Regions from separate parts of the Mus musculus genome. Here regions 2, 3, 4, 5, 6 and 7 are each linked to region 1. The links are chromatin loops, found by intact Hi-C in ENCODE. Cell type or tissue: heart. All regions are shown on one strand. Region 1 overlaps Arid5b (AT rich interactive domain 5B (MRF1-like)). Region 2 overlaps Rtkn2 (rhotekin 2). Region 3 has its middle 82 kb from the start of Rtkn2. Region 4 has its middle 54 kb from the start of Zfp365. Region 5 overlaps Rtkn2 (rhotekin 2). Region 6 overlaps Rtkn2 (rhotekin 2). Region 7 has its middle 41 kb from the start of Zfp365.

Region 1 (4,000 bases):
TTGATTCGCCTTGTTTTTTTTTTTTTTTTTTTTTTTTTTTTTGTGACAGGGGATTATTTTGCAATCAAGATAAAAGCATTATTTAGGAAATCTCTAGACTATCCCCATTACTGGGAACTTTTAACTGCAGATTAGTCTCCTATTTTATTGATCGCTGTTTTCAAAATCTTTATTGGAAATTCAATTTCATTTCTATGTTATCAATGGGCCCAGATTAGCATCCGCAAGATTTTTTTTTTAATGCAGTTTTGTAGGGATGGAGGTCTTTAAAAGCCCTCCTGGTATAACATCTCCCCTATGAAAACATTTTGCTTTCCTTTGGTGTTCTGGCTTTTCTTGGGCTTCAGGCTCGCTAGACCAATAGGTATCTATGTAGATGCTACTCCCACTTCCCCTAATTAATGGTGATCTTGATTGAGGGAAAATGCTGTAGGCACAAAGATAAGGGGTAGACCAGCCACCCTTCCCTCTCTAGAGGTATATGTTTGCCCCAGCGGAGCCAGCAATCTATGCAGTTTAACAAAGCCTCGCTCTATGCTGAGGGAATGGAAAGATGATTGTGTGGTTTAAAGGTCCTTTCTGCTCTTGCAGAGGACCTGAGTTCAGTTCCCAGCACCCATTACTGGCTAACAACCAACTCCAAAGGATCCCAATGGCACCTTCTGGCCTATGAGGGCACACACACACACACACACATATACACACTCACACACATAAACACACACATTTGTGGATTCGAGTCCCGACACAAGGTGGAACTTGAACCCACAACATACACACACACACACACACACACATATGCACACAAAAATAGTAAAGAATTTACTAAATCTCATATTAAGTGACAGGCACTGGTTTCAAAACTCAATACAGAGTTCTGCGAGTTCTATCACCGTACATCAAGCACCTACCATCTCTTTAAGAGTCTGCTGAGACAGACAATACGTGATGGGTACAAGAAACCCGAGAGAGTGTCTGTGGACAAAGGCACCCCCACACATCTGGAGAAGTGACCGAAGGATTGCAGGGTGGGTCAGGTCTACAACGACTACACCCTACTTTTTGACTGATTTCCAGAGATCTAAACTCAGGCCTCTGTGCTTATATGGCAAACCCCTTACAACCTGAACGATCTCCCCGGCTCTTGAAGCTGTGGAATGGAGGTGCTCTGTAAATTACCCAGAAGAACTCAGCAGTCACAGAGCTATCAATATTCTAGCTCCTCACCATGGTCTTCTGTTACCAGTTGGTCTGTCAAGCGTGGCTCCCCATACTTCATGTCTTACCAGGTCTCTCTCTGCATTTTAGAGCAAGGTTTACAAGAACCCTCAAACCTAGAACAAATTGTTCTATTGGTCCCAAAGAATGACAGCTCTCCCGTGGTTCTGGTTCGAGCCCCCGTGCCAAGTGTCAGTTCTCAATTAACTCTAGCCTCTGTGAGCTCCTAGAACACAGGCAGCCTAGATCTAGTTGTCTATACCTGGAGCTATGTGGCAAGGTGTGGCACCTAGAAGCTTTGTATTGTGTCCAGGCCCCGCCCCTACCCTCACTTCCCTGAGCCCAAAGCAATGCTTAAGAATGCCAAAAGAATGTTTTCAAATTGTTCCTTCTGTTGATCCCAAAGAATGAGAGCCTTCACATGGTTCTGGTTCAAGACCTGGGCCAGGAGTCAAATTCTAAATTTAATCGTGGCCTCTGTGAACGTTTCTTTGCTTTCCCTGCCACCATTTAAAGCTGTTCACTCTTCCCATCTGCAAGAGCAGCAGTCATGTCTGTCTTTCTGCCACACAAGCTTGTTATTCTACTGGGGGGCAGCGTGTCATATTTCCTATCATAATAGGAATTAAACAAAAGCCCTTTGAGCAAGAGCCCTGTGTGTAAACGCCTGTGCTCACAAATAGATGCGCATCAGAGGCCAGCAAATACCACCCCTCTATTTATTACTATTATTGCTGTTATTGTTATTATTATTATCTTTAAAAGAGAAGCAAGGCTCACTAGAGAATTCCTTTTGGAATTTTCTTTTTAGTGAGAGGACACAGAAGAAAGAGCATGTTCAGCTCGTACCACAGCACACACAGAAATAAGACAGCAGTCATGTTTGGCTAAAGAAGGCACAGCTGTTTAATTTTATAGTAGAGTTACTTTAAGGACTTTGTCAATTCAAAGACGAAAACCAAACAACTGTTGCTACAAAAACTGGAGTTGAGGCCAAGTCAAGATAAATCTGTTCCTAAAACCATCTTAGAATTACAGAACATTTGGGTTCATGCTGGGCGGGGAAGCAGCTCTATTTAAAAAGACTTGGAGGGCCGGTGCTTGGTGCTTTGGCTGGAAATCGGAGGACAGAGGCCTTGCTCTTTTGTGTCCCGGGCTCTGCAGTTTTGGATCCCTCAGCTCTTTTAGCCGCTCAGGGTTTGTTTTAATTCCAAGTTTGTTTGCTTTGGGGGGGGGGGGGGGACAGGCCCATACAGCAAGAAATTATCCAAAATCACAAAGCAGAGATTGGAAATACAATTTTAAAACCAAATTAAACACCAAATTGCATAATTGATTATTGAATTTGGAAGCTAGATTTTAGAAATCATCATTATTATTATTATTATTATTATTACTGTTAAACATGGAATGATGCAGCCTATTCCTTTCCTTGGTCTTATAAATTCCAACTTTCTCTATACTGCCTATTGTTAGAAACAAATGAACTGGCCCTTTTTGTATTTAGTGGTTTTTCTTCCATATTAGGGAGTTATTCAAGACATCTTTCCTCGGTTCCTGTAATTCCAAACCAGTTGGAGTATCAGCCTATTTTTGGTTATGAAGGAACTTTTAAAATGTGGGCATGATTTTTTTAACAGTTATAAAATTCGTTAAACTCAATTGACTACAAATTATAACAGCTATGGCCATAGATACAGTGACTCCGTTATGTTCCTGAAATACATTGTTCTAAACTTCCATATAAAGGCCCCACCAGCCTGACCTCACAGCACCTGACATCGTGAAGGAGGCCTACTAAATGTAAATTATGGTACATATAAAAACAGCCTAACGTTGTGGTTCACACTTGTGTCTCTCCCTCAGAGATCAGTGCCTTACCTGTATTTGAGTAAACTTTCTTGTTAGTTCCTGAGGTTTTTGTGGTCATCCCTGCGCATCACCCTGATATACCACAAGAGGGCAATAGAGAGTTTTCTAACAAAGCCAGAAATGGTTCTAATAACAAGCTATGTGTTTTAACTTGCTAAGGATTTTATTTCTTGGCCTTTCAATCGCCACACTTGAAGCCTCTGGGTATCCTGAACAGTAAATAATCCAAATAAATTTCTTCTGAGAGGAAATACAGAGATACCGGGGCAGACAAGGACTTTTACCCAAATAAGGAGTCTTTTTTGTGGTGACCCCATGTGTTAGATAACTGTCTACTGGCAGTTGGACATGAGTTTATAAGGTTGGAGGCCAAAATATGTATACCATGTGCTATAAAAGAGCTTGGGAGAAAGACAAAAACCTCTATGGCTATCACCAATATCCCAGGGGCACATAGTCAGGGTGTTTCACTGCAGGCTGAATCCATCACAAACATGTCATTTAAAATGATCACCTTCTAAGTATCCTGCAGTAAAATATCCATCTTGTGTTGTGTTGATCCTACTGTGATCTTGCTCATCCCTCAGCATAAAGCCTTAGGTGTTTTAGAGGCTCCTCTCGCTGCCTAACCTGGATTTATTTCCGTAGCCACCACTACCGCTCTCGTGTGTTAGGGTCATTTTAAAATAAAAGGAAGCAGTTCAGTCCAGGAGGGGCGTAGCTTTTGATTCGTTGCTAGCTACAGTTCTGCGCGGCCACTGTCAGAGAAACCAAAGCTGAGGAGTCAGAGGGAATGGACTCTCATTTCAGACCCTGTGATTGGTTACGTAGAAGGGCGAGATACTAGGCCGACCTGGTTTTAGATAGCCACTATCAGAACAATGTCCGACGGTCTTTTATTATATTTATT
Region 2 (4,000 bases), 150 kb after region 1:
CGCTGAGGGCACGTCAGCCACAAGTGGAAGGCTGATCGTGAACGCAAATAACCACAAAACAGGCAAAAGGATTTTATGAAGTTCATATAATTTTCTGAGGTGCTCCCCCTGCCCCCCCCCCCGACACACACACACACACACACACACACACACACACACACACTGAGGGCAATTTCTCCAATTTTGCCAGTGAGGTCAAATAAAACTCAGTACCATGGCTGTGAGCGATGGAGAGAGAGAATAGTCCCTCAGCAGGCCAGGGGACACAATAGCAGGCGCTCTACCTTGCTCTGGCCAGTGGGATACACCAGCTATTACTGGGGGTTCAGCTCAGGCCACAAGGCTGTTTGCAGGGTGTCGCGATGAGATATCTGCAAGCCAGCCATGCTAATCGTGTGGCATCTCCATGCCACTTCTTCCGGGGATGTGGATGGGGTGGGGGGCTGCCGTTTTAGAGAAATGAGACAGCCTAAGCGCCATCTAGTGGCAGGGGGTTGGTACGGAAGGGGTGGGGGGCTACCATTTTGGAGAAACTGAGACCGACAACCTAAGCGCCATCTAGTGGCAAGGTGCCTGCTCGCTCTGCTGACAGGAAATGCCACTCCAGCAGAGGCAAAGATGGGAGGGAATGGAGGAAATGAAACAATTGCACAACCCAATCAGGTGTCTCAATCAAGGCCTCTGTTGACAAGAGAAAGTGGGGGAAAAATCTGCCTAAATCACGTGGCTTGTGTAATGGAAGACAGAGCCAGGAAAAGAATTGGGCAGAATGGAAAACTTGGTGGGGCTGGGGCAGTTTGCATTTTACCGGCTGCAAGTGGCCAGTCATCTACCTGATATTCACTGAGCAACCATGAGGAGCCCAGCCCAGTGACAGTGGCCAAACATGGGCCAAACCACCATGGAACATGCAGCTTGAACCGCCTTTCCAAACGGAAATGACAGAGAGAGAACCCTTGTGGGTTTGCAGCCCAGCTCTCCAACGCTCAACAGCAAGCAAGTGACTTGAACACACCTTCCACTCACTCGAGTGCCTGAAGAGAAGACAAACCCACACAATGTGTGTAGCATGTGACAGAGTTTCCCCAATCCATGAAGTTCCATGCAATTGTAGACCATAATGATTAAATAGTTAGACTAAACATTGGATTGCTGGAAATACAGAATGCACAAGGCCTGCAATAATAGTCAGTCTATAAACATATTCAGGGACCCGCAGTGACACACTGCAGCATACCTGACAGGGCGATCTTTCCTCTGCAGGATTCTCCTTCTTTATTTTCAGAACTCGAATCCCTGCCGAGAGAAAAACACATCATGTCTTTCGAAAACAGCTGAGCTTTAAAATAAAGAGGTAGCTATGAATACTAACGACCAATGTGAAGGATTTGTCTCCAAGGATGTTCAGTCGGCAGCTAGCTAGCTTTCAGGGAGATACAGAGACACCCTCTTTTGAGTGTACATAAACTAGTACACTTCCTAATAACGTGTTCTGGTTACATTCTGATGCCCAACTTATCACAAAACTTGTACTTCGGGCTCATTAGCAACGCTGGCTTTTCGAGTCTGGTGTTACCCAGCCAACCTGTGGGCTGCTCTTCCTATGGCTGAAAGATACCCACCCTCAAAAGCACCTTATGCTTTGTTCCTATGTGCAGGTGGGCATGGCATCTCATTTCTTGTAAGCTCCAAAGAATGAACATACAATACATTAAGATGAGGGAATAGAATGTGGGGAGGGGGGACAGAAAAACATTTTCAAGAAAATTCTAAGATGGAAGCCAACACCAACCCTCCAATTGGGAATTCACACTGCATAAAACAAAGTGAGATACCATTTATGCCAGAAGATCACACAAGGCTAGCCTATGCTACCTAGGGAGATCCTATCTCACAAACACAGCCAGGGAAGGCAAGATGGGTCAGTGGGTACTTGTGGTCTAACCTGGGGACCTGTGTTTGATCTCTAGGGCCCACATAATACAAAGGAAGAACAGATTCCTGCAAAGGTATTAAGTAAAAATATTCTCAAACTATAATCGAAACCTAATTGATCATAAAATTTGAAGAAGTAAGTCTGCTTTTTAAAAAAATGGGAAAAAAAATCAAACCTCGAATTTCTGGAACTTTAGTTATTTTCAATCCCAATACTTTAAAAATATATTATTTTGGGTGCAAAAACTGCTGAGTACAGTCATCTTATTAAGTTAGAGATATTCTTGCTTGTAACCTGAGGATAGAGCAAAGCTATGAAACAGTGTATCTTATGCAAACCAGCCCAGTTTATGGTACTGTGTAAGACTCATAGATGCTAGACTTTTTTTTTTTCCAGAGCTGAGGACTGAATCCAGGGCCTGTTATTCTACTGTAACTGAGTAAACTCTCTAACCAACCCCTAAAAGACAAACATAACAAAATTAAGGAAATTACCTGTAGGTACACAAAATGATCAACAGAGGGCGCCAGCCTGCCACTCTCTTACTGGAAGGTCTGTATGAAAATGTTCTGAGTAAACACAGATTGGCCTGTTTTATATTGTTCCATATGGGGATTTTTAAACAGCCATTTCTGTGCCAAAATTAGTGCACTGTAACAATAAATAGCATAATGGCAACAATATTTTACTTTGCTCTTAATGAAACAGCAAGAGGATTCTGAATGGTATTCTGTAATTTGAAGGCAGATTATAAACCCCTCCACCTTTTATGCAAATAGGTGAAAACTAAATCTCAAAAAATCCATAGTGCAGAATTTAAAATCACCCTAAAACTATGGTAGTAATAGCTTCATGATATCCTAGATTACATCCCACATGTGATATAGTCAGCCCCCCTCACAGACACCAAACCATCTACAATTTAGGAAATAAATTCAGCAACGGCTTTAAATACACGTTTCGTTATAGAACTACTACAAGTACAGGATTTTTACTTCCCTGCTAGGCTCTTTCTTATTTTAACTGAGAGTCCGTAAGCGATAAAGCGATAAAGTAGCAGGCTGGAGTGTGAAGACTGCAGTCACATCCAACTTACAATGTTATCTCGGCTCTGTTAAAAACTCACAATTATGTTGAATGACACACATAATTAAATCCTATAAGTGACTCTAACTATTATTATTATTATTATTATTATTATTATTATTATTATTATTACAAAGCCAAATAAAATATTTCAGACCTAAGAGCGGAGAAGAGATGGGCCAGCTGGGGTGGGGGATGGGGGGCTGACAGAGGGCAGTGCTGATATGCAAGTTCCTGAGTGTGGAGGAGGATGCTATGCGTGAGGGAGCGCCCCACCCACTACCTCGCCTCCTGGCCACGGCCACCGGGCTTCTGGGACTGCGTCTGAGAGGGCGGGAAGCACGCATGCGTGGAATGGAGCAAGTAGCACACCTAGACTCAAGCTTTGGGCTTCTTTCATCAATTACAACTTCCCTTATTAGTGAGTTGCTGTCCTTCCGACTGCATCCACCCTAGGAGAAGGGGCATATCTCGTTAGCTCACGCAGCTGCCGAATAAAGTAACAATTCTAACGCGCCTGTGGACTTCTTTAACATGTCGAACACAGGCACCATGTTGTGAGCATTGATGTTTTGGCTCTAGGGATGAGCGTAGGTTTAGATAGAAATTACACTTGCTAATGTGATCAGGGTCTAACTCCCGGTTCCCGTGATACCTCATCTAAGACTTTCTCTACACATCCCACCAAAGCCTTCATTCATATCAACAAGAAAAGCAAGGCCTCCTGTAGCCTGCTCCAGCACCACAGCCAGAAAACAGAGAGGCCGCCCAAAGTGCCACTAATCTTTGGAAGATGGGGAAGCCAGCTCCTGGAGACCTCACCCCATAGAGTGGGGCGACCATTAGCTAATGTTACGCTAGCCTGGGAGAGAAGACAGTGTGCCCAAAGCTTGGGGAAGACCATAGCACTAGATCGGGGTGGGGGGAGGGGGGAGTTGAAGACCACTTAGGTTCAATAATTGTTAATGCTGTAGAGGA
Region 3 (4,000 bases), 87 kb after region 1:
ACAAATGAGGTCTTAGGCCTCTTGGCTTTGGTCTAGAGAGATGGCTCAGTGGTTAGGATCACTGACTGCTCTTCTAGGTGCTGAGTTCAGTTCCCAGCATCCAAGTGGTGGCTCACAATCATCTGTAATGTAATCTGATGCCCTCTTCTGGTGTGTCTGAAGACAGTGACAGTGTACTCATATATATATAATATATGTATATGTATGTATGTGTATATATATATATATATATATATTTCTTTAAAGGGGGAAAAAAAAGAACTCTTGGCTTCCCTAGATCTCTAACCACAGGCCCAAATAGAGAAAGATGGGATCCCTTCTGCAGTTCCTTCAAGATTAAGACCATTAAGAGCATGGATAGTGGGGTGAGAGAGACTGATTCAAATGTCTCCAGAGGTTTTAATAGCTTCTTGATTGCTCCTCCCCCACCTGCTCACAGCACTGACCAAACTCTGCCTTCTCCATATCACTGAAAGCTTTGGCCCTTGAACAATTCTAGCACGGACACTTGGGCCCACTCTCCCCAGTGGCTCCCTCCTTCCACTGGGTTCAGCTTCTTTGCTGATTGGGCGTTTATGGTGGGGGTGGGGGTGGGGGACAAAGCATGCCTTGGACTCAGTCTAAAGGTAAGCTGGGGGCTCAGCATCGCAGGGTTCCTGCCTGGCCCTCAGTGTCCCACTTCTGTTTGAAGTTATTTTGCTGGAAGCCATTGGCCACAATATAGGTCAAGTCCACCATCACAAAAATGGCCGCTGCCACCTACCTCCTCACTTAACGTATTTGACCCAACTCAACAGTGCCTAAGCCAAGGAACCAATACAGGGGTCCGTCCTTTTCAGGGCTCCTACCTTTTTGCTAAACACCATGACCAAAGCTTGTTCCTCATGGCTTGCTCACTTTGCTTTCTTATACATCCCAGGAGAAGTGGGCTGAGCCCATTCTCGTCAAACATCAACCAAAAAAGGTACCCAAAGGCTTGTCTACATGCAATCTGATGGGGACAGAGACATTTTCTGAGCTGAGTTCTCTCTTCTCAGATGACTCTAGCTTGTGTCAAGTTGACAAAAAGCAAGCAAGCAAACAAACACCTAACCAGCATAGTTCAGCATCCTTGGTTGTTTGTGTTGTGAGGCAGGGTCTCACCCTTTCACCCAGAGTGACCTAAAAACTCACAGTGTAGCCCAGGCTGGCCCCAGATTCAGCAACTTCCTCTGAAGACCCCAAAATGTCCCATGTTCTTCTAAATACTCCTGAAATGACGTCTTGGGTCTGCATGCTCCCTGTTCCCTTTCTGCATTCATTCATTCATTCATTCATTCATTCATTTATTCATTCCTCTTAAGACAATTTTGTGGTTTGTTTTTAAATGAGCTAGGAACTATTTTCAGTTTAGAAAAACTAGCCAGAGAATCAATCTTGACTCAGTTGCTAGGATACTACGTCTTTGGAGCAGAAGTAAAGAATCAATTTCCCTGCGCCTTAAAGAACATGTATTTAAGTAAATTACTTCCCTAGAAATATTGATTCATTTCAAAAAAGCATTAAATAATACGGAAACAAGAGGATTTTTTTTCTGTGAAAGCTAAATCTCCACATTGAAGCGGATGTACACTTAAATAAAATATATTCACAAGGATAATCCCGACCTCGCTCTAGAGAGAACATAAACATTAATGAAGTGACAGAACTAGTCACGTAGGGGGAGTGCTTGCAGGCCGCTGCATAAATAATGACCACCAAATTGCCTGAGTGGTTTTATGTGTGAAATGGCTTTGTGAATTTTCCAAAGAACTCAGTCCTAGGATTACGAGGTGCAAGGCTGAATTTGTTCTAACAAATGAAGTATTCTTAAGACATATTCTAATGGAGACATCACGACTAAACACACATTATCTTCCAAACTGTGCTTTAAAAATGTTTCAGCTTCTTAGTGGGCTCCGTGTACTGGGAAGAGCGGCGAAGGCCGGCAACTGGCCTCTCAGGCACCCTCGGACATCACCAAGTCCTGCTCCAGGGAGTCAAGCCAGCCAGCCTGCAGAATGTTTCAGCAGGAACTTTTGGCTGCTTTAAGCGCCTAGAACAAATGTTTGTTTGCTCCAGTACGGGGAATCAAATGCCTTTGTGTGAAAACATTTGCTCGAGAAGCAAATGTTTGTTTTCATAATCGACATTTGGACTGTTGGAACATTACCACTTCAGATATTGGTTGGAGAAATATACATTTAATACGAGAAACCAGACTAGGATCGGACACCAGTTGGGACACAGATGAAGGCGGCAAGAGAATGAGGTAGAAACTGGACCCTGTCAGGACTAAGGAGGAAAGCTGGGCCTTGCTTTCCGTGTTTCTGCTTGTTTCCCAGCAACGATATAAACGAAGAATGATTTATTTCTGTCTAGAAGCATATGACTTATAAATTATCAAGGACAGAAGCAAGAGTGTATTTATCTAGTATTAATATTTAAATGCCATTTTCCTATTGAATGTACCTCGTGCTCTGTATTAATCTGTTACATCAGATTTAGTACAGATTCATGTTGCCTAAATGGAGGATTTTTTTTTTCTCTAGGCTCACGTTTGATTATCTGTGCTTGGTAGTGGGAGGACAGATACTCCCCAAACAGCAGGAGATGCAGAAATAAGCCCTGGCTTTTGAGTGCATTAAATTTTTTAGCAGCAGAGAGAAACTAATTACATTTTAAGGGAGAGAGATATTTGCAAGCGTGACAAGAGTCATTTATATATTAAATATATTATATTTGGCCACAGTTAATCCATAAATAGAAAGCACAATTACACTGAGTTTGAGGATGAAGACAAGAACAAAACATCTTTTAAATTAAAACAGTCTTTTTTCCACGTACAGTTTGAATATTTTTAGTTTGATAAAAAACCATGAGTACATGCAAATGTATTGGCTTTTATGGTGTCAGACTGGAGTTTTTCGTTGATATGAAAAGAAATTGTACCATCCAGGTTCATCAGAACATTTATGAGCTGAAATGTGGAATCAGATTACTATATACTTTAAAATACAATAAAATTATAGTTCAAATTTCTTTGCTGCTAGCCTTAGGCCTATTTGATCTTCAGCTGATGTGTATATTATATTATGTGCTGCAATAGAAAAGCAAGCCAGTGTCGGTTTAGAAATGCCAAATGGAAGAATTATTCATTAGAACTTCAAGGAACAGACTTTGTATCTAAAAATCCACCCATTACTAACTGTTTCCATTTGTAAATTTCATGAGCAAGATAAGTGATATAATGCATGTATATTTGAAGTGCTGTGAGCTTCCAGAACTCAATAACTCAAAGTATTACAGTAAATTCCCATTTCTCCTGAATCCAAACTACCAGGGAGCAGAAATAATGAGAAATTTTTTTTTTTTTGGTGCGATTTATAAAATGGTAATGTCCCTGGAGGATTACAAGATCCTAAATTCTTTTGAACAGTCACAGAAAGATTAAATTTTGTTCAGCATAATTTTGTGGTAGGAATGTTTGATAGTATTGTAATTCTTTGAAGATAGTAATTAATCTGTGTGTAGCCCATGGTGATTCTTCTTGTTCAGCCTCAATGTAGATACAGCATCTTGCATTTTCCGGAAACATGGGTTTTATATTTCTAGTTTAATACAACCCTAAAGTGTAGAGCACAGAATAAACCTTACTTACTGCGTTTGATAATGGGCTGTATGGACCCCACTTCAGTGGCAACTGATGACTCCGAATGGTTGCTGTAGAGGATTCCGATGGAAACTCACCCTAGCCCATAGTACCAGGCCGTCTCTTAGAACTCACATTTGAGCTGGGCACCTATTCGAGTCAAGGATGTAAGATCTCTGGGATGTTCGAGGTGTGTGTTTTCTCTCTGCCCCTTGGGGCTCTCCCTTAGCATATCTGCTTTCTTCTCTTCTCATCTGAAAACCAGCATGTACTCCTTGCTCTTTCTGGTAAGTGGGATGCTGGGCCCTGTCTGACACACATGGGGCGATA
Region 4 (4,000 bases), 290 kb after region 1:
GGCATTGCAAAGGGGTCCGGCACACAGGGAAACCTCTTCCTGGAAGCCTCTTACTCCATTGCTCCATTGCTCCATTGCTGTTAGCTCTCAGAGCAGGAGAGCCGAATGCTGCAGGTACCTGCACAGGTGAGAAAACACCATCTCTGCTCTCGGTGATGTCAAAAGTTGTTCCTATTTACATCTTTCTACAATCTGTACCCATAGGGGAAAACTTGAGTATACATCGGGTTTGGGGGTGGAGCAAGATAGATAGAGATAAGGAAATATGGCTGAGGTCATTTTACAACTGATAAATTATGAAGAGCAGTTCCGCTGAATATAACTACTTTAAAATACATTTGTTTAATCTATTTATTAGAGACAATGTTTCGCCTAGCCGAGGCCCTGGGTTTACTATGTAATTGAGGCTGCCCTTGAGTGGGCCTGTGCAGCTGTGTGTATGAGCACAGATCCTGCCCTTTTGCTGCTCCCTGTCAAGTGCTGGGACTGCAGATGTGCACCTCTGTACCAAATATTAGGAGGTGCTGAGGATAAAGCCCATGCCAGGTGGACACTCTCCTCCACAAGCCCCATCCCCTGCCCCTACATTTCTTTCTTTCTTTAATTGTTTGGAGACAGGGTCTCACACTGTACTCTAAGCTGAACTGGGACTCACTTACATGGCCCACACTGGCCTCAAAGTTCTATCTATCCCCCTGCCTCAGCCTCAAAGCATAAGGCACCAAGCTCAATTGCTTTAGGAAGCAGCTTGTTGACTTTATCTTAAAGAGTTGAGCTACGACACCCTGCTTTTCTTGCCCTCTGTAAATCCTCTTCCTGGCATAAAGTAAATGTGAAAATGTAAACAGAAAATTTGGTTCTTCTAAAGGAGACCCATGCTACCTTCTTCCTTTTGGGGGCGGGGTGGGTTTGGGGTTTTGGCTTTTCAAGTATGGGGCAGAGTTCTTTATGTAGCCCTGGCTGTCCTAGACTCGATCTGTAGACCAGGCTGGCTTCAAACTCACAGAGATCCACCTGCCTCTTCCTCCTGAGTGCTGAGGTTGAAGATATGTGCCACCCCACCTTCCTTTTGCTTTTAAGTAAAGGATTCTGGGAACAGTTGTGGTGACAGACACATATCAAGAGGGAGTTATTTTGCTCTAACTGTATATTATAGAAAGTTAACAGGTTGCCATATTACCCAAGGATAACTCGTAAATCATTTTCTTCTAAATTTGCATACTTATGTGCCAATGTATATGTGCTAATATGCATGTATTTATGTTTGATGTATGGATTGGTGTAGATTGGTGTTAGTATGGTACATATGTTAGCATATATGTTAGTGTATGTGTGTACTAGTATGTATGTTTCTTGGTGTGTGGTTAGTACACAGTAGTATATTGGTATCCAAGTATTTGTTATTGTGTCTGTTAGTATATTTTTGCCTTTGTGCTACTGTGTGTCTGTGCATGTATGGGTGTGTTGTGCATGTTAATATGCATATGTATTAATAAGTGATTAGTATGCATGTTAGTGTTATATGTGTGGGCATGTTAGTGTTATTATGTATATTAGCATGTTTTTAATTAATGAGTGTATTTGTGTGTATGTTAGTGTGTGAACAGGTGTTGTATGTTAGCATGTGTTAGTATGGGTGTGTTCTTTGAATTTTAGTATGTGTGTTCCTTCTTGTTAGTATGTTCCTATGTGTGTTCATGTGTATGTGTTAGTATGGGCTTGTTCGATGTTAGTATGTGGTTAGATTACGACGTGTGCATTTGTGGGTATTTGTAGGCTAGCATTCATCATGTGTGTTTGTTAGTATGTACATGTAGCAGCGTGTTCTGTGCACAGCTTGTGGGATTAGGAGCCATAGAAAGCTTATATAGCACTTGACTTTGCTTACTTTGGAAATGCCCTCAATGCAGAGCCGTGGTAAGTCTCCTTTTCACCACTAGAGGGCGTGGGCCGACAATGAATCGGCTCAAGCAATTTCATCTCTCCTGGCTACTTCCATTGATGCACTTTGAATGAGCTTGAACAGCCATGTTCCCGCTTCTTACAGCTCATGCCATTTACTTAATGCTTTTATTATTTTTGCCATTGATAAGTTCATCTACTGTCCTGAAACCTGAGTATGTTTTATCCAACTCAATATAGATATTACAGTGGATCGAAAACGGTGTCTCATTTTGAATTTTGACCCTTCAGAACTCTGTCCTGTGTTGTTAGAAAAGTGCTCTCTGTCTCTCTGTCTCTGTCTCCCTTTTGTGTCCCCCACCAAAAGGAATTCTTGTAACTAAACTCATTGACTGATCTAGAGGACAGTGGAATCCAGATGGGGACCTGAAGAGACCTGGCTCCGTCGCACAGAATGCACATCCACCAGAGGTGACCTTCAGCTACCTTCAGTGATGGTGATGATCTCCACGGACATGTTCTCAGAGGGCAGACATCTTCCTTTTCGTGTGTCTACCTGTCAGTTAAGCGTCTCGCACAGACTGTATACACGACTCATAAATACGAGGGAGGAGAGAGGAAGCAGGAAGCAGGAAGCAGGAAGTCGGAAGTCGGAAGTCGGGAAGTACACCCAGCTTCTCCACAGTTAGGATGCAGAGAATTGTGGATCCCTTGGGATAGAAACGTTGCTTTACTCATGGATACTAGGGATTCTAAGCGTGGACTGAAGCTTGCACAAGGATAAGACCTCTGCTAAAACCAGGTTCCCAGTCCCTGCTCCAAGACGATGAGTCTGAACCTTTTCAAGTGCCCAGGAATCCACAGTTCTATATACTTCTGAACTTCTGCCTTGTACCTTGCAAAGCCTACATTTCATATATGTTAGGTGGAAAATAATATCCGTGATTCAGTCTCTGACATCATGCCTTTTTACGCAAACACATTTCTTTGAGGAAACAAGCTGTTTCACTTTAATAAAAAGAAAAAATAATCTTAAGTAGGGAAAATATTTTCTTGGATAATAAAGAAGACAAACCTTTTAAAAACTGACTGGTATCAAGTAACTAAACAGAAACCAAGACTAATGTTTATCCTAAAAGGTTTGGGTACTTAGACACAAAGGCAAATCAGTTCGGGTTCCAACCCTTGGAGTATCTCTGGCTACTTTTCTCTGATGCTCTCTGTGTATGCCCCTTCCCAAGACCTTGGCATCATGGATTGTTTTACAAGTTAATAAAGATTTAGCTGGCTTTCTACACTTGCATGTCCCTTGTCTTCTCTGGGCACAGATTGCTCCCAGAGTCTCTTCTTGGCAGGAACCTGGCTCCTTTGACACAAAGGCAAGGCTGAGTCGTCTCATACTGGCAGCAGCCCCAATTCCATGAAGAAATGTGCTCGCCTTTTTTGCAGAGATCAGCTAGGCTGTGTCCGACCCTCTGTGGCAAAGGCAGACTGACTCTGTACTGGGACACAGATGGATTCTCTGTGTAGGAAGGAGGAAAACGCTGGCTACAGTAACTAGAGTTGGACGAACATCTTACCAGCATGCTATACCTAGGAAGTGATCTGTTTGGCTGCAAGAAGCTCAAGAATTTGCACAACACCATTGAATAGTCTGACCTCATCATAGCAAACACAGCAAATCAGACTTATCTCTGTTTTCCCAACAAGCAAGCCAGTTGCTCCCTCGGCACCCAACACGTCATACCCCTCACAACTTGTGCACACCGGCTCAAAGCTCTGCCCCAGAGAGAATTCCTCCATCTCCTTGACACCTGGGATAGCTAATCTCTATTGTCAATGGGATGACATCTCGAAGCACCTGGCAGACAAAACCTTAGACACATCTGTGAGGGATTTTCTATATCAGGTTAACTGGGGTGGAAGGATCCGCCCACCGTGGGTGGCATCATTCCATAGGTCTGCGTCCTGGATTACATACAAAGGAGAAAGCCAGCATTCATCACTCTCTTCCTTATGACTGTGGATGCCTCCGGCTTCTGCCACATACCTTTTCCATCCGGATGAACTACATCTTGGAACTATGCGCCAAAATAAA
Region 5 (4,000 bases), 150 kb after region 1:
CCTCATGTTCGTTAAAAATGATGTCCATGGCTACCCAAGGAAGCTGTTTTTGTCTCTCTGTAGGATGGGCCATAATAAAATGAGCCTGCCCATAAAAGAGCCCTTAAGATGGTCAAGCTGTTCTACACTGTTTGAGTACATGAGAGAAGCCCGCTATAAGAGAAAGAGCACCCCAAAATCCACCGTCAGAAGCACTTAAGAGAACGGTTCATAAGAAAGCTTTACCACCTCATTAGTTTTTGTACTGAATTTCCTGTGAAGGAAAAGAAAATCAGCTTTATGCCCAAATTTGCTGTATTACATCAAGCATCAAATGAAATTCTATCATACTCAGAGTTTGGGTAGGGACAGAAATATAAATATTTATAAGAAGTTTAGCAGAGCCATTGAGTCAACTGTCTGCTTGCTAAGTATTAATTATAAGATTTCTATTTTATTCTGGATCCAAAAAAGGGGGTAACTTTTAAACATTTTAAAGCTGCCGGTGCTTTGAAAAGAAGCCAAGGCCCACCAGGATGTAGGCCATCAGAATTTAAAAGACAGTAATTAGGCTTTCTTCACTGATAAGAAAAAAAAAAAAAGAGGCAGAAGTTCAGATTTCACCCTCTGAGGATTAAGGCTACTTACAAGATGGTGACATTTTCGAAACATATATCTGTGACTGTCTGGTCCACAATCACCATGTCCGTGTCAAACACCTGAGCTCCCATCCTGAATAAGCAAAAGATGGCGAAGCGCTGTGTGCCTAGAGGAGAGACAGCAGACAGCGGCAGGAGCCGTCACAAGCAGGACAATCATACCTGTGTGAGTGAGACACTCGGAGGTCACTCACTCCCTCACCCCACTCAAGCCCAACCTCAAACCAAGGAACATCAGAAAATAAACACGGGGCCCCTCGGCGGTGTCCCAAAGAGATCCCTGCAGCCAAATCTGATCACTTAGCAAACTTTATGCCTCTCGGTCAATTTAGCGCCACACATATAAATGACTCCATTTGATGTCCAAGTTTTGATGTCCAAGAAAAGATGACTTGTAAGGTGTATCAACAGCCACCAAACAATAAGTAAGGGAAAAAAAGGATGTGAAAACCCCAACGCCCAAATGGCAGGCATGGATACAAACAACAGCAGCTAGACCCTCCAATCTGGTGACGTTCTTAAAAATGCCAGGTGATTAAAGGGCTAAATCCTCATTACTGAGAAAACGCAGCTCTTTAGGAAAGTTTATTCTCTGCAGTAATCTCGAAGATTGACTCAAATCCCACAAGCATTCCTTGGTGAAGTGAATTATACGTCTTAATTGAAAAACAAACACTAACCTGATTTAAATTCTTCATGTAAAACTAATTATGCCCGATACCATTTGGCTTTTGGAATATGGACAAAGCCATCAAGGTAAACAAGGCAAATGAAGGGGCTGCTGGGTCACCCGGCTCTGCCTTGAACAGCTAGGGCACATTTGAGGTTAATGTCCGTGATCCAAGAGATACATGGACTTGTGAAGACTGTGTGTAGCCAATGAAACAGAGAAGGAGGGGGAGGGGGAGGAGGAGAAAATCACAGCAATCTAAAAATCTTTCATTACACCCTCTTAAACGATCTAGCAAAGCAAAGCTCAGACCTCCTGAGTCATACATAATAAGAGAAAAAAAGAAATTTCACGTCTACTGACTCACCCCATGCCTCTTTGGGGTGTGGGGGCTCTACCTTTCTACCCATCTCTCCACTCTGAGCCCCCACACAAGTTCCCATCGCTGATGACTCCCCTTCATTGGTATGCATATCTTAGTCTGAATCAGGGAACTGATGTGCGGTCCCCCAAGTCAGAAATCGACAGTTTGCTGACAGGATGCTTATAGCCAAATGGCACCAATGTGTCTCCGAACCAAAGAGTTCTGACCTCAGAAATCACAAATGCGTGTCCTAAGCACTCGAGGAAACATTTCCAAATACAAATTAAAGCTATACGTACATTCTTTATTACTGAAGTGATCGGAGTCTTTCCACATTAATGGTATTCGGATATCTATAAAGAAGGCAAAAAAAAAAAAAGAAAGAAAGAAAAGAAAAAGAAACAATTATTTTGATAATTTTTGTTTCACCCACGATGTGAACCTCTGAGCTCCATGACAGACTGGGCCCACCAAAAACAAAAAGAAATATACACAGCAATTTCCTAATTATTGTTTAGAGATGATTTTTAAAAATATTTATTTTTATGCAGATGGGTGTTTCTCCTGCATGCATGTCTCTGCACCACTTGCAGGACCGATGCCCATGAAGGCCAGAAGAGGGCGCTGTATCCAATGGCTCTGTGATATAGGTCGTTCCGAGCCATATGTAGATGCTGGGAACCCAACTCAGGTCCTGTGGAAATTGGTACACACTCTCAGCCACTGAGCCATCTCTCCAGCTCTGGCGGTGTGTGTGTGTTAGAAGTTATTAAATATGTGTGAAATTTGCAAGTATCTGAAGTGAGAATACATTCTTCTAAATATTATCTTAGCTTTACGTATATGTCACGCTGACTTCCTTATTGGCTGTGCCCTTCTGAGGCCATCCATGCTTGTTCCTGGGCCAAACACTTCATGTGTGGAACTGAATCAGTTATCAACTGACACCTTCTGACGCCTGCTGCGCTGGGTTGTTGTCTTTTGGAGGCATGTGACTGTCACTGGTTCTTTTTAAGAATGTTTTTAATTTTGGTCAAAATTCCCTCTCAAATGTTTTACTATGCAAAACAACTTAGGAATGTGTTTTATTATATATATATATATATATATATATATATATATATATATACACACACACACACACACACATACATATATACTCACACACACACATATGTGAAGAGAGAGAGAGAGAGAGAGAGAGAGAGAGAGAGAGAGAGAGAGAGAGAGAGAGAGAGAGAGACTTTGTGTCTCCCTGTGTGCAGAGATCAGAGGCGACTTGTGGAAGTCATGGGCCTCAGGAGGACTGAGGTCATGAGGGTTGGTAGCAAGCACCTTTATCTGTTGAGCGCCCTCACTGGCCCAGGGAACTAATAACTTTTTAATATTTCATCTTCACATTACAGATTTACCCTTACCATTTGCTCTCACCCTGGCTTTCTGTTTGTTTGAGGGCTAGAAGTCAGGCCCAGGGGCTGGGAAGAACCCTCCCACGGAGCTTCGCCTCCTGCTCCTGCTCGTGTATTTTAATTAAGGTTATTTCTTATATATTTAATGCTTGGGGGGGGGGGCTGCTGCTTTACTGTAAGTGACACTTTTTCCACTGTCATCCCTAGCAAGTCATTGCTGGTTTGAAGAAAAACTACCGCCTTTTATTTATTTCTCCTAAATCCGGTCGGGATCTATTGAATGCTTTAATTCCAGCGTCTCAGTCCCTCCCCTGAGGTCATCTCCATCTGCCATTCGTTAGCCTCCAAAGTATCCAATCTGCCTGTTCCATTTTTTCAATAGCTTTGTTTTCCAGCCATTATGTTAGCTACAATTCCAAACCAGTCCTAACTTATGTTGACCATAATAAGACCCCGGTATTTTACCCGTGACTTTAATACGGATGTCTTCATTGTGTTTGAATTATAACCCGGCTAATGGCCTGTCCAAACTCACTTCTTGCTGGACCACAGTGGCCGCCTCCTAGCTCCTTTCATTCCACAGTGGCCAGTGCGTCTCACTCGCAGCTGTCCTGGCTGTGGTGGCGAAGCTCTAACTGTTCACGCGCTCATGGGAGGACACTGACCCAGGCCTCCCCACAGCTTGGGTTCCATCCTGCTCTTCCCCATACCTCGCCTCGACTCCATGTAAGGGGATCTTTCTCATCTGTGTCCCTGTTGGCTGTGCAGTCTTCAGACAGCAAAGGATCCAACATCGAATGACAGAAATACCTTCTACATTCTGGCAGATGATCAGCTGGGTTTCAGCTTACAGTGGTCCACCTTTGTCTTTTTTTTTTTTTTTAATGTCTCTGCTGGCATTTTATGGCAAACTAAGACA
Region 6 (4,000 bases), 100 kb after region 1:
CTTAACTGCTACCCACCAACGCACTCTTGAACGAACCAATGAGTTCCGGAAAGTTCTGGCTCGGAGATACAATTCACTGCAAGAAGCCTCTTTCTTCCCCCCTTGCTCCAGGCATCTGCAGCATCTCTAACATGGCTGCCCCTGCTGAGTTGCACAGGCGATTGCATTTAAATGGCATTGAACACAAACTACTCCAAATGCCCCTATAATTTCAATTTGGACTGAATTAATTAACTTCACAGTAGGTGGCCGAGGTATCTAAAGGGAAGACTTGCCAGCATTGCCTACCTACCTTGCACCGGTGGTCTCTAAGAGACCGTTCCTATTGATTTTTAATGAACAGTGCTAAGTGAGGGAGATTTTCTCCTAAAAGGCAGAGACAAATATTGATAAGGAATGTGTGGTTTTCTACACACAGCCATATCTGCTTGAAAGTTGTGTGTGGAACAGTGCAGACAGTTAAAAACCTGTGAAATCAGCAAGCGCGGGCCGTGCTTGGTGTTTCGGATGGATTTTAGCTTGAGAAGTGTGTATTTACGTTTAAAAGGGTGTTCTTTCTCTTCGAAAGATGTCAAAATAAGGAAATTGCTGTTTGTAATTTATAGCACAGACCTAGAGGTGTAAGTGCAACTGCCAGAGACGTTATCTCTCCGTCATGGAAAGCACCTTAATATGAAATATCTGGGATTTTTTTCTATTAAGTTTCTCCAATTTTAAATGTTATCAAGATCTGTTAGCGAAGAAATGATTCGGAAGGACACTGGAGGACGACCTGCTCACACAAAGCTGCCTCACCTTTCCTATCACGCATCCCTCCGCTCTGCGTTCTAGTTCAGCAAATGAGGGAAAACTTCTTAAAAATTCCTTGGAAGCTTTTAAGTCAGTATCTCCGGATATTTTTAAGTTGTGAAGGAACGTGAGACAAGAGGGAAGGAAGGTGGAAAGGGTTAGAAGGAGGGGAGTAAGAGAGAGAAGGACAAGCCTGTCCTAACTTCTTTTGTTGTGCGGGGTGGGCGTGACCTAGCATTTGATGAGCAGAGTGATACAGAGAGGAACCTCCAGGAACTGGTGGGGGTTGGGCAGAGCTTCACTCACCATGAGGCTCTGGGAAGGAGGCTGGTTTCAGACCTGGTGCAAAGCTGCCCTCTGAGAACACAACTCCTCCAGAGTGTCTCCAGGAACACATACATACATACACACACACACACACACACACACACACACACACACACACACCCTAAATTCTTCCAGCGGCAACTTGCACACGAAATCAGAAGTGGCTGGTGAATTTAAATCCCGGCCTGCAATAGAGGAACACAGTAAGTGAGGGGCACAGCGGGGAGGGACGGGGGCACTTGGGTGCCAGGAATCAGAAGCAATTTTGCCAGCAGCATCTTTTAATTAAAAAAAAAAAAAAAAAAAAAGAGGTTGCATCAAAAGTTCATGGGCATTGTTGAAGATATCGGTGAGGGCTAACAGAGGCATTTTCAAGCAAAAAATACAACTTTACTGGGGCTGGAGAGATGGCTCAGGACTTGCTCTTCCAGAGGTGCTGAGTTCAGTTCCCAACAACCACATGGTGGCTCATGACCATCTGTAATGGGATCTGATGCCCTCTTCTGGTGTGTCTGAAGACAGCTATGGTGTACTTAAATACATAAAGTAAGTATTAAAAAGAAAGAAATGGCAATTACCACCAAAACTTTTGAGACCCTGTTAGATTAAAACAAAAACAAAACCACGGCCACCTATTCTTCAAGTTTCCATGGCTGTAGGAGTCTCCACACAGCTTCTGCCTTCTGCCTTCACAGAGGGCCCTTTGTCGCTGCTCTCGGGTTCCCCTTTTTTACTGGGGGTCCTGGGCAAGCAATAGTGTACATATTACCTGTTAGTTAGAGGAGCACTGTGCAGAAATGAGAAACAAAAACAAGACAAAACAGACAAACTATCCCCTAAAAGCGATGAATGGGTTGGTCCGATCAATACCTTTGTTGGCCACTTTACACAGATGTAGTTCCCATCCAGATGGACAGAGCTCAGCAGCCTGGAGCCTCCTTCCTTCAGTGTGATGGTTTGTGGTGCCCGTTAGGGCTTGGGAGGTCCTGGTCTGTTCAGGACTGTTTTAATACCCTCTGGGAAGTTTTGCTTGGAAATTATGATGACATTTTAAAACCGTTCCGCTGTTCTTGTTTACAAAAGGGGTTATTATAAAAAGTGGGTTTTTCTTTTTGTCCACTTAAGATATTCATTCTCTTGCTAGTTATCCCCCCTATTCAATTTATAATCCTGTTTGGGTCACTGTGATTAGTTGCCATGGAAATTACCTTCTATGGAAATGACGCCAATGTGATTACTGAATGAATATGACTTTTAACGGGCAATATCAATAACCGACATCAGCCCTCACTCAAAAAAAAGAAAATCTAATTAAAAAATTGAAAAAGGATTAATTCTGAAAATTACTGCGGTCAAACCTTCCTGATAAATTTTGAATCTGCCATCTGCTTTTAAAATAAGTATTAAGTAAAAATTTAAAGGCATTAATTGGCTACTTGTCTCCCTGAACTCCAGAGGCCATGATGGAGATTAACATCATACAGGAAGCCCAGCAATGGGGGGACATCTCATTGCCACTTCACTCACCAAGAAGCATGCTCCTTGCTGATGAGCAGCCAAGTCCACAGGATTTCAGGGCTCATCAAGGAAATGAATTTGAATAGCAGATTACAAATTCCCTTTAAAGACAAAGAGTTTTTAATATTCGAAGACTTTATACCAGGAATTGAAAAGATCAACCCTAGAGACCATTGAGTTAAACAACAGAGGAGAAGCCAGAGGACCCTTAGATGCCAATTCCAGGAAGCGGAGGGGAAACATTTTCTTGGGTGGATTCTGTAATTTGTGGTTTAAACAAAAACTCTGAAATATTCTATTAAGTATTACAATTCTCACAATGAGAATACGGCTTGTATTGAACACATTCTACATTACTAAACTCACTCTCAAAAAAAAAAAACAAAAAACAAAAAAACAATGCTTTCCTCTGCCTTCTGTCTGTTCACTGCCTGCTACTAAATTAGGAGTAAATTAACCCTTCCAAAAAGTAGGCTACTGTCTAGAAACTGCCTCTTTTGCTCCGGGGAGGGGAGGATCATTTCTATTCTGGAAAGGAGAAATCTAATTCTCTACTTAAAGGTGCTTTTCTGTACCTAACAGCTTATTAATGGCTTCTGGAAACTGCTCTGGCCTTTACCTATACAATTACATAACATTACCCATAGAATGCCTCTGACCAGAGCCTTACAGCTGGATTTACATAGTCCCGGCTTCCTATACTTGTGCTTGGAGCCAAGATCGTGGGTCCAGAATGTCTCTGATGGATTTCTGCCTTGGAACTGGCACTGGCTTCGCATCAAGGCTGGTTTTAGTGTCCGTGTGCCCAATGTCCGCTGAACTGTTCTTCCTGGCAGGGAGAAGTTTGCGAGGGGCTGCCACAGGTTTCTGGAGATGATGCGTAGGCGGCGACAGTCTGGGATCCGAAGGCGAAGATGAGGCTCCAGAGACCCCAGCCTGGGTTGCGCTGTCCTTGGACTGATTCGCTCTACCCTGGGTTTTTATGCAGAAGGGCGGCTGATCGGTAGGAGGGAGTGGGGCTCGCCTCTTTTTTCTTTTTCCATCCGGAGCCGGTTCGCCTATTGGGGACAACACTTTCTTCTCTATGACCATTTCGTGATTGCCATCAAAGACAGCGGCCCACGGGGGTGCTGCGGATTGGTCATCCCGACCAATGAGGAACTGTCGGTTGGTCTCTCCGATTTTCTTTTGTATTATGTCTGTTACACTTTCCAGTTTCACGGGTGAATCGATGCCTGTAGTAATTATAAGAAGAAACTTTATGGAAAAAAATCAAACGGTCATATGTACTTTATCCAAATAAGCTCTTATTTTTCCTAATCAATATTCTACCTATAATGACCATTAAAAACCTGGGAACAGGATG
Region 7 (4,000 bases), 280 kb after region 1:
GAGTCCAGGTGTGGTAGCATGCACTTGTGATCCCAGGGCTGGGTGGATAGAGACAGGCAGACAATGGGGCTCTGTGACCCAGCTTAGCCTACACTGTGAATTCCCAGCTATTGTGGGAACTTGCCTCCAATCCAAGGATGGGCAGTGTCTGAGAAATGGCACTCACCTTTGCCCTCTGACCTCTATACACATACCTCCATACATCTATGCACACACTTCTCATCGTGTTATGATAGCTTTCCATTCTGATGTTACAATAACTTGTCCACAATCAATCAATATGGATAGCTCCCTCTCCATACATTAAAACCTATATTTGACTTTTTATTCTTGTAACTCCATAACCAAATTCTTCAGCTGTCTCTGGACCCTCCCTCCCTCCCTCCCTCTTCCTCTTCCTCCTCCTCTTCCTCCTCCCCTCCTCCTCCTTTCCTTCTTCTCCTTCCTTTTCCTTTTCCTCCTCCTTGCTCCCCCCCCCTCATTCGTGGCTGAATGTGGGGATACTTCCCATTTAAACCATAACAGAGGCTTCAAAGCTGGAGGTGCACGGTGAGGAGGAGGTTGTGGAATAGTTAGGAAAGGGAAACAGACGGAAGAAAGCGGGTCTCTGAAGAGTGCAATTGAAGAAATAGCCCAGTACTACTCCGGTCTCTGCCACTGGACCTGCCAAGATAGAACAAGATGCGCTGCTACCCTCTGCCATTGAGTCCCGGCTGCCCCACCTTCCTCACTGTGAAATTGTGAGAGGAAATAAGTTCCTTAAATTACTTCTTGTCAGGTATTTGGTCACAGAAATGAGAGAGGAAATGAATATATTTCCATCTTTCGTTTTATCTAAATATGAAAGACAATATTCCCAAATAATGGAAATGAAGGAATGTGGAGACATTGGAGCTGAATCACAGGCCTATTCAGAGAAACTTATTTTTCTTCTCTTTTAAAAGTATTTTCATTAAATCTTGGAGAATTTCATACAACCTGATAGGATCGTATTCACTTCCTTTCTGATCTACTCTCAGATCTAGCCCTGTCTCTATAGCTACCTAAATTATGTCCCTACAAAAATAATAGTAGTAAACCCATGGAATCCAATTTATACTGCCAAAACATGCTTGGGCGTGTATATATTACCCCCCCCCATTGTGATCCATCTACCAGGGGGCAACACCCCTAAGGAAACCCTGACTTCCCTCTCGCAGAAGCCATCAAATTACCAATAGGTTCTTGGCTAGGGAATTTCATGCTTATCTTTGACCTCTATCCTGAAATTTTTGTCTGCCTTGAGCTTGCTGTCCCAACCACAGTGAGTTTATATGTGTGATTGCCCTTTCATGCCCAGGAAAACATTGTTTCTTTGTATCCAGCTACGATACCTCTGGCTCCACCTTCTCCTCAGAGTTGATCCCTGAGGTGTGGGGAGAGATGTGACACTGATCAATTGCACTTAGGGCTGCGCACTCCTGATAGTCTCCTATTCTCTCCACAATGAGCAGTTTGGAGTCTGCATTACTCATCTTCTATTGCAAGAAGGAGCTCAGAGAATGTGTTTCTGTCCCGTATTTTACCTTGTCTTCAGTATATGTGAATCATATGCAACTACTAACTTGCTTGGAATTTTTTAGGATAGATAAAGGAAGAAATATGTTAAGACATGAAGGCTAATGTTTGTTTCATGTGGCTTTGGCTACGGCCTCTCAATACTGGTATTATAGAGAGTGGAATTTGAGCCCTTTAAAGGTATTCCGGACATAGATAGGTGCTCAAAGAAATATGTCTCCCATTCCAGCCCAACTTATGCCCAGATAGGAGCTCAGTACCAGGTTGATGTTAAGAAAGTCTCTCAAGCAATGCCCCCCACACAGGCCATCTCTCCTACAAGTGTCTCCCCACACAGGCCATCTCTCCTACAAGTGTCCTTTATGGGATTCTCCTAACTACTTGCTACATTTTTAACAGTAGGCTTGGGGGTGTGCTGGGAAAAGCCCTAATTGATAGCATTTCTGTTTACCCTAGTGTCAATGTCCACAACTGCAGGTGAAGCCACCAGTGAACAGTGGCAGAGCAGTGGCTGAGTGGAACCACAGATGCACGGTGCTGCCCTCTACTGTTAGGAACTGCTCTGGTCCTAAATGACTACTGTCTCTAATTGCAAATGCCTCTCTCTGGGTGTCAACCCTTCTTAGGTAGGGATGTCTTTGGGTTTTTGCAGGAAGCTTCCCAGTCTTGTAAGTGGACCTGAGAGCAATAAGTGTAATAAGTGGGGACGCTGGCCACTGCTGCCTCATGTGCTTGTCTGACAGTAAAGATCTGAATCTCAATCTTGGCTCACTGCAGGGACAGCCTTTTCCCAAAATGCTACAGACTACAGCCTAGCATTTCCACTTGAAGGTCCGAAAGGTGATTTTGATGTGCTAAAAACTGAACTATCGATGCCAATGAGATATCCCAAAGATGCTTGCCACAAAGCTTGAAGACCTGAATTAGATTCTGGGACCCACACGATGGAAAGAAAGAATGGATTCCCATAAACTGTCCTCTGGTATCCACAGTTTTGCCTTGGTACCTGGGCACTGCACATGTATCATGCATGCATACACAACAGCAAGAACAACAATTATAATAAAGAAAAGGTCTTTGGAGGACATTTTTAAACCTTTGAATCAATTAGAAAATAAACAAAAGCCAGGCATGGTGGCACACAACTTTAATCTCAGTGATGGGGGAGGCAGGTAGATCCGAGTTCAAGGACAACCTGATCTAAATAGTGAGTTCCAGCTCACTCAAAGCTGCAGAGTAAGAATTTGTCTCGAAAAAGAAAAAAGAGAGAAAGAGAGAGAGAGACAGAAAGGGGAGAGAGAGAGGGAGGGTGGGGGGAGGGAGGGAGGGAGGAAAGAAGAAAGGAAGGAAGGAAGGAAGAAAAGAAGCCAAAAAAAGAAAGAAAAAAATCACATTTATTTAGCTGTTGTTAATCAGGTAATTAACAATAATTCCTGGCAATTATTCCTAAATTCTCCGAGGTTATTGTGTGGCTAAATACACACGCAAAGTTTGCATTATGGTAAAAGCCGATAGTGTGCTTTCACTTGAATATGAAATGTGCCCCACAGATACATGCTACCAGCACTTAGTCTTTCCATGGATGGTAATATCTTAGAAGGTTCTAGAACCTTTAGGTGGAGGTGGAGCCCAGCTGGAAAAAGTGGCCTACTAGGGAGAGGTTCTTGGGATTTGGGGATTGTTTAAATCCCACCACTAACACACACACAAACATGGGTACACATACGCACAGACATGGCTACACACATGTGCACACATGCATGCACACACACATACACACATAGACACATACACACAGATGCGGCTACACACATGCATTACATACACATGCACACACTTATACACAGACATGGATACACACACATACACACAGACAGGACTACACACATGCACACACACATACATGCACACACGTGCACACACACAGACACGGCTACACATACATACATACACATGCACACACACAGATATAAACATGGGTACATATACATACATATACACAGACATGACTACACACACACACACACACACACACACACACACACACACACACAAACACCCTCAACTCTGCTTCCTGTCTAGTGAGAATATGAGAGGCTCCACCATGCCTTCCCATCATGCTAGAATTTTCTGCAAACCAAAACCAAAGAAAATTATCTTTTTTTTAAAGAGTTTTTTTTTCTTTTGCCAGAGACATCACAGGGAAGTAAAAATAATTAACATAGTGCCTCTTCCTCAGGAACTCTCAATACTAGTGGCACAGTGCCAGCCGATGTGCTGTCCTCCCGACTTCTTAGGAAATTTCAGCCATTAGCTGCGTCAAAGGGAGAAATGAGGATGAATTTTTCTCCCGTTCCCACCTCTGTCTTCGGAAATGAAGGGGCAGAAGCAGACGTTCTGTTGACTGTGAGGAGTCGCGGCTAGAACTGGAGAGAAACTCAAC

What was found. Peaks named below come from ENCODE experiments on the same cell type or tissue, not always from the same donor. Only the 100,000 strongest peaks of a DNase experiment are listed, where the experiment ranks them.
Region 2: a loop joins it to region 1, with 6 times the contacts of the local background. A loop is called at or near these places in 24 of 42 quality-filtered maps.
Region 3: it touches region 1 in a loop (2.1-fold over the local background); 10 of 42 quality-filtered maps call a loop at or near these places.
Region 4: it touches region 1 in a loop (6-fold over the local background); 23 of 42 quality-filtered maps call a loop at or near these places.
Region 5: it touches region 1 in a loop (5-fold over the local background); 24 of 42 quality-filtered maps call a loop at or near these places.
Region 6: it touches region 1 in a loop (2.5-fold over the local background); 10 of 42 quality-filtered maps call a loop at or near these places.
Region 7: it touches region 1 in a loop (8-fold over the local background); 23 of 42 quality-filtered maps call a loop at or near these places.

Annotation. Positions count from the first base shown.
Region 1 is chr10:68,146,210-68,150,209 of GRCm38, reverse strand. All of the region lies in intron 4 of Arid5b (AT rich interactive domain 5B (MRF1-like)), which reads left to right. Among named protein-coding and RNA genes, the nearest start is that of Gm51770, 2.9 kb to the left of the region's middle. In heart, no CTCF peak of the experiment used is centred here; DNase peaks (open chromatin) are centred at 2,329 and 3,149; H3K27ac peaks cover 721 bases.
Region 2 is chr10:67,994,861-67,998,860 of GRCm38, reverse strand. It overlaps Rtkn2 (rhotekin 2), which reads right to left. Exons shown (of 12, transcript NM_001359319.1): 3 at 1,238-1,296. Among named protein-coding and RNA genes, the nearest start is that of Rtkn2, 17 kb to the right of the region's middle. In heart, CTCF peaks have their summits at 360, 562 (motif pointing left) and 2,453 (motif pointing right); a DNase peak (open chromatin) is centred at 490; H3K4me3 peaks cover 465 bases; H3K27ac peaks cover 547 bases.
Region 3 is chr10:68,059,135-68,063,134 of GRCm38, reverse strand. No RefSeq gene overlaps it. Among named protein-coding and RNA genes, the nearest start is that of Rtkn2, 82 kb to the right of the region's middle. In heart, no CTCF peak of the experiment used is centred here; a DNase peak (open chromatin) is centred at 2,014.
Region 4 is chr10:67,857,011-67,861,010 of GRCm38, reverse strand. No RefSeq gene overlaps it. Among named protein-coding and RNA genes, the nearest start is that of Zfp365, 54 kb to the left of the region's middle. In heart, a CTCF peak has its summit at 1,922 (motif pointing right); no DNase peak of the experiment used is centred here.
Region 5 is chr10:67,999,949-68,003,948 of GRCm38, reverse strand. It overlaps Rtkn2 (rhotekin 2), which reads right to left. Exons shown (of 12, transcript NM_001359319.1): 4 at 1,972-2,025; 5 at 628-745. Among named protein-coding and RNA genes, the nearest start is that of Rtkn2, 22 kb to the right of the region's middle. In heart, a CTCF peak has its summit at 2,262 (motif pointing right); no DNase peak of the experiment used is centred here.
Region 6 is chr10:68,041,248-68,045,247 of GRCm38, reverse strand. Rtkn2 (rhotekin 2) reads right to left here. Exons shown (of 12, transcript NM_001359319.1): 12 at 1,384-3,869. The coding sequence ends at 3,331. Among named protein-coding and RNA genes, the nearest start is that of Rtkn2, 64 kb to the right of the region's middle. In heart, a CTCF peak has its summit at 1,614 (motif pointing left); no DNase peak of the experiment used is centred here.
Region 7 is chr10:67,870,093-67,874,092 of GRCm38, reverse strand. No RefSeq gene overlaps it. Among named protein-coding and RNA genes, the nearest start is that of Zfp365, 41 kb to the left of the region's middle. In heart, a CTCF peak has its summit at 2,096 (motif pointing left); no DNase peak of the experiment used is centred here.